2 separate regions of the Homo sapiens genome follow, and region 1 is linked to region 2. A link is a contact called in ENCODE Hi-C or POLR2A ChIA-PET data. All regions are on one chromosome and are shown on one strand. The core of a region is the stretch at or near the end of the contact, and the rest is flanking DNA. Distances in the headings are between cores, read along the strand shown.

Evidence for each region. A loop is a pair of places that touch in the nucleus more often than their neighbours do. ChIA-PET counts read pairs that join two places held with the same protein, here RNA polymerase II (POLR2A). Pooled maps may share reads with other maps.
Region 1: a loop to region 2 is called in a pooled map, with 5 times the contacts of the local background. The contact joins the enhancer-like site here to the promoter of PRTN3 in region 2. A Hi-C loop is called at or near these places in 1 of 50 pooled maps. POLR2A ChIA-PET finds 5 or more read pairs at or near these places in 4 of 52 experiments (BJ, H1, HEK293 and 1 more).

The regions. Positions count from the first base shown.
Region 1 is chr19:1,056,106-1,058,805 of GRCh38, forward strand. ABCA7 (ATP binding cassette subfamily A member 7) reads left to right here. Exons shown (of 47, transcript NM_019112.4): 32 at 1-138; 33 at 225-394; 34 at 802-979; 35 at 1,209-1,324; 36 at 1,810-1,954; 37 at 2,041-2,164; 38 at 2,513-2,642. Among named protein-coding and RNA genes, the nearest start is that of ARHGAP45, 9.7 kb to the right of the region's middle. RefSeq lists an enhancer at 79-578. Within about 2 kb of position 1,251, at least 4 of the 41 ENCODE cell types and tissues checked have a DNase peak (open chromatin) inside an H3K27ac peak, as active enhancers do.
Region 2 is chr19:839,724-842,423 of GRCh38, forward strand. PRTN3 (proteinase 3) reads left to right here and starts at 1,276. Exons shown (of 5, transcript NM_002777.4): 1 at 1,276-1,346. The coding sequence starts at 1,286.

The DNA of each region.
Region 1 (2,700 bases), core at 1-2,500, 220 kb after region 2:
CCCTCGGGCCAAGAGTTGGGCCGCTCAGTGGAGGAGTTGTGGGCGCTGCTGAGTCCCCTGCCTGGCGGGGCCCTCGACCGTGTCCTGAAAAACCTCACAGCCTGGGCTCACAGCCTGGATGCTCAGGACAGTCTCAAGGTGGGAACTGGGGGGGCAGGTGGGCGTCCTGTCACAGCAAGGTCCAACCCCATTGCTCTGACCCTATGACCTTGACCCCCACCCAGATCTGGTTCAACAACAAAGGCTGGCACTCCATGGTGGCCTTTGTCAACCGAGCCAGCAACGCAATCCTCCGTGCTCACCTGCCCCCAGGCCCGGCCCGCCACGCCCACAGCATCACCACACTCAACCACCCCTTGAACCTCACCAAGGAGCAGCTGTCTGAGGGTGCACTGTGAGTCCCTCCACCCTGCATGTCCTACCCTGCACGTCCTACCCTGCCTCCATTTCTCTGTCGTTTGGGGTGGTGGGAGCTGGATTTGAACCCTGACACACTCTTGCTTTATAAATGGGGGATAGAAACTGTTCCTCTGCTCCCTAAGCCAGGGAAATGGGACCTCCTCAGACTCAGCGGGCCCCAGCCTCCCCCACACATCCTCATCCCACCAACCTTTATCCTGCCTGAGACCTGTACAACCTCTGCTGCCAAATCCCAGGCACCCTCATCCCTAAATTGCCCCTGCCATCTCTGCCACTGCTGACTGCCCCATAGACCTTTGTCCCATCAATGGCGTGTTCAGCTCTGCTCTGAGCAACCCATGCACCCTCACCCTACAACAGCTCTCATGTCTTCACCTCCAGGATGGCCTCCTCGGTGGACGTCCTCGTCTCCATCTGTGTGGTCTTTGCCATGTCCTTTGTCCCGGCCAGCTTCACTCTTGTCCTCATTGAGGAGCGAGTCACCCGAGCCAAGCACCTGCAGCTCATGGGGGGCCTGTCCCCCACCCTCTACTGGCTTGGCAACTTTCTCTGGGACATGGTGCGGGGGCTGCTTGGACGGGTGGGGGCCCAGCCACTGCTTGCCACTGCCCTGTCTGGCCCCTTGTAGGCAGGGGCTTGTCCAAGATGGCCTGGGTAAAGTCTTGAGGATTGTGGGAGACTTTGTGCCTTCCTACTCAAAAAGCAAGGAGGTCAGGGTGGGAACAGGGCTGAGGGTGGCAGTGCCCACCTCTTTAGGCTGATAAAGGTAACTGCCATCTCCAATGCAGTGTAACTACTTGGTGCCAGCATGCATCGTGGTGCTCATCTTTCTGGCCTTCCAGCAGAGGGCATATGTGGCCCCTGCCAACCTGCCTGCTCTCCTGCTGTTGCTACTACTGTATGGGTGAGGCCCCCAGTCCCTCAGGGCCTATTCTTACTGACCCCTTACTGCCTTCCACATTAATGCTGCTGAGATAGAACTCTGCAGTGACTCCCAAGGAGAGGATATGGAGGTCTGAGGTGATGCCGTGTGTGATCCAATTCAGTGGTGTGCCAAGGTGGCCTTAAAAGCTCATCTTATCCTGACTCATATTAGTAGAGTTCTAAGGCAGCCCATGCCTGTAATTCCAGTACTTTGGGAGGCCGAGGCAGGAGGACTGCTTGTGGCCAGGAGTTTGAGACCAGCCTGGGAAACATAGAGAGACCCACCTCTAAAAAAGAAAGAAAGAGAGAGAAAGAGAAAGAGAGAAAGAAAAAAAAAAAAACAGAAATGTGCTTTGGGTGAAAATGTCAAGGTCTAAGGCAGAGAAGATGGGAATGGAGATTTTTATTCCTCTCAGGGCTTCTCAGTCTGAGTGGTTACTCCAGTGACTCCTATTGTCCCTTCAGCTGGTCGATCACACCGCTCATGTACCCAGCCTCCTTCTTCTTCTCCGTGCCCAGCACAGCCTATGTGGTGCTCACCTGCATAAACCTCTTTATTGGCATCAATGGAAGCATGGCCACCTTTGTGCTTGAGCTCTTCTCTGATCAGGTGGGGCACCACGAGGCTGGGGCTTGGGCTGGGTTGGGTCGTTGGACTCAGCCCCTGACCAACATCCGTCTCCCACCCTTGAGCAGAAGCTGCAGGAGGTGAGCCGGATCTTGAAACAGGTCTTCCTTATCTTCCCCCACTTCTGCTTGGGCCGGGGGCTCATTGACATGGTGCGGAACCAGGCCATGGCTGATGCCTTTGAGCGCTTGGGTGAGAACTTCCTGTCAGGTGGGGCCATGGCTACAGATAGCTAGCACCCTTGGAGACCTAGAGTTAATTATACAGAGTGGAGAAAAACAGCCCCCCAGGGAGACAGCCAGGGTTCTTAGGTGGCCCTAAGGTTGGGCCAAGTTGGAGGTACAAGAAAGCAGCCATAAAAAGCTAATTCTTAGATTACATCACAAGAGGCCTCTTCTGTTTTCTATGCCAATTAGACTCCAGCTGAGTGGCCTATCCAATTTGTGTTCCTTTCCCTTAAGAATCCAGAGTGACATGGATGGAGAAAGGGCCAGAAACCAAGACTCTCATGGACCCAGTCCCTCCTTTCTATATCCACAGGAGACAGGCAGTTCCAGTCACCCCTGCGCTGGGAGGTGGTCGGCAAGAACCTCTTGGCCATGGTGATACAGGGGCCCCTCTTCCTTCTCTTCACACTACTGCTGCAGCACCGAAGCCAACTCCTGCCACAGTTAGTGAGGTCTATGGAGAGGGTGGCAGGGGCCAAGGACCTACTTTAAGCCCACAGA
Region 2 (2,700 bases), core at 26-2,525:
GGCAGAATCACCCCAGGGTTAGAGGATTCCACAGACCCCAAGAGACTCTGAGTCCCATGATCCTCTGCCCTGCTGAGGTCCCAGGAGGCTGCACACATTGAAATCCACACCCTGAGTGGGAGGGAGAGAGGAGGCGAGTCCCGGGAGCTGGGGTCCCCCGGGTTTATGCCGTACGCCCCATCGGGAGTTTATTCTGGTGTCCGGTGTGAGCAGGGGGCAGACTGGATTTTTTATTTTTTATTTTTATTTATTTATGTTTTGAGATGGAGTCTTGCTCTGTTGCCCAGGCTGGAGTGCAGTGGCACGATCTTGGCTCCCTGCAACCTTCGCCTCCCAGGCTCAAGTGATTCTCCTGCCTCAGCCTCCTGAGTAGCTGGGACTACAGGCGCCCGCCAACACGCGCAGCTAATTTTTGTATTTTTAGTAGAGATGGGGTTTCACTATGTTGGCCAGGCTGGTCTTGAACTCCTGACCTCAGGCGATCCACCCGCCTCGGCCTCCCAAAGTGCTGGGATTACAGGTGTGAGGCACCGCACCTGGCCATTTTTTTCCCCAAATAATGAACACTGGTCTCTCCCCTGGGCCCTGTGGACATCGGGGCTGGATCCTTCTCTGGGGCAGGCCCGTCCTGGGCACTGCAGGGTGCTAGGCATCATCCTTGGCCTCCACCCACTCCATGCCAGGAGCTCCCCTTTCGTGACAGCCACAGGTGTCCTCAGACCTCGCCCAGGGTCCCCTGGGGGCAGAATCACCTCTTGATTGAGAATCCTGGCCTTAAAGGGGGAAGAAAACCCCCAGACAAAACTGGCAGGAGGATGTTCGCTGGGGCCTCAGGTGAGGCACTGAGGGCACTCGTGGTGGGGCCCTGCCTTCCCGAGCTCTGCATCCTGTCCCCTGCTACGTCCTGCTGTCTGTCCGTTTCCAGCTCACCCACCCACGGGACACACCTGCCACGGCCGGCTTTGCTGGGGCCACAGGGACCTCGTCAGGGAGGCGTCTCCTTGTGGGTGGCACGTGGGCATGTGTTGCTCTGAGGGCTGTGGCCATGTTGCCCACCTGGCCAGGGACCCCCGACTTGGGTGGGTGACAGCCAGCCTCCCCGCCCCCACAAAGGTTGGGACCTTGAGCCCAAAGCCCCCACCTCCTCCCCGGAGTCCGTTCTGACTCCCAGGCTCCCAAGGCAAAAGGAGGAAGTGGGGACCCAGCCTGGGCATTGGGCAACTCAACGGCCTCTGGCATTGGGCTATAAGAGGAGCTTGACCGTGGGTGCACCCTGGACCCCACCATGGCTCACCGGCCCCCCAGCCCTGCCCTGGCGTCCGTGCTGCTGGCCTTGCTGCTGAGCGGTGAGTGAGCCACGTGCCCATCCATCCAGCCTCCAGGCCCCGGTGGATTGTGGGGAAATATCCACCACGAGGTCCATCCAAAGCCCTTCTGGCACAGCTGGGGAAACTGAGGCAGGGTCAGGGGAGACTCCACTCACTGCTCGGGACCAACGCTTGCAGGGGTGGGGAGGACAAGGGCAAGGGGGAGCCCTGGCCATTTGACTCAGTTGCCTATCTGTAAAACGGGCAAAACCCAGCCCTTCCCTCCTGAGGAGCTGTTTTGGGAATTAGCTAGTAACAGGCGAATTCCTGGACAGCACCCAGCCTTCAGCAAATGCTCAGTGAATATGCATGAATGAATGAATGAGTGAATGAATGAGTGAGTGAGTGAATGAGTGAACAAATGAATGAGTGAATGAATCAATGAGTGAGTGAATGAATGAGTGAATGAGTGAATGAGTGAACGAATGAATGAGTGAATGAATCAATGAGTGAGTGAATGAATGAGTGAATGAGTGAATGAATGAGTGAATGAGTGAATGAGTGAACGAATGAATGAGTGAATGAATGAATGAGTGAGTGAGTGAAAGGGTCGAGGAGTTAGTGATGCTGGAATCAGGGGAAGAAGAGAGCATGGGCCCCCTCAGGTCCCTATCCTGAGGGTGATTTTCTTTTTCTTTTTCTTTTTTTTTTTTTTGAGACGGAGTCTCGCCCTGTCGCCCAGGCTGGAGTGCAGTGGCGCGATCTCGGCTCACTGCAAGCTCAGCCTCCCGGGTTCACGCCTTTCTCCTGCCTCAGCCTCCCGAGTAGCTGGGACTACAGGCGCCCACCACCATGCCTGGATAATTTTTTGTAATTTTTGTAGAGACGGGGTTTCAAGGTGTTAGCCAGGATGGTCTCGATCTCCTGACTTCGTGATCCGCCTGCCTCAGCCTCCCAAAGTGCTGGGATTACAGGCGTGAGCCACCGCGCCTGGCCCTTTTTTTTTCTTTTTTGAAACGGAATCTTGCTCTGTCGCCCAGGCTGGAGTGCAGTGGTGCAATCTCAGTTTACTGCAGCCTCAGCCTCCTGGGGTCAAATGATTCTCCTGCCTCCGCCTCTTGAGTAGCTGGGATTACAAGCACACACCACCACACCTGGCTAGTTTTTGTATTTTTAGTAGAGATGGGGTTTCACCACGTTGGTCAGGCTGGTCTCGAACTCCTGACCTGAGGGGGATTTTCAATGCCTCAGTTTGTTCATCTGCAAAATGGGTCTCTTTGTTGGCTGATTTTTTTTTTTTTTTTTGCTTCTTTTTTTTTATTTTGTTTTGTTTTGTTTTTTTGAGATGGGGTCTCACTCAGGCATGAGCCACTGCGCCCAGGATTTTTTTTTT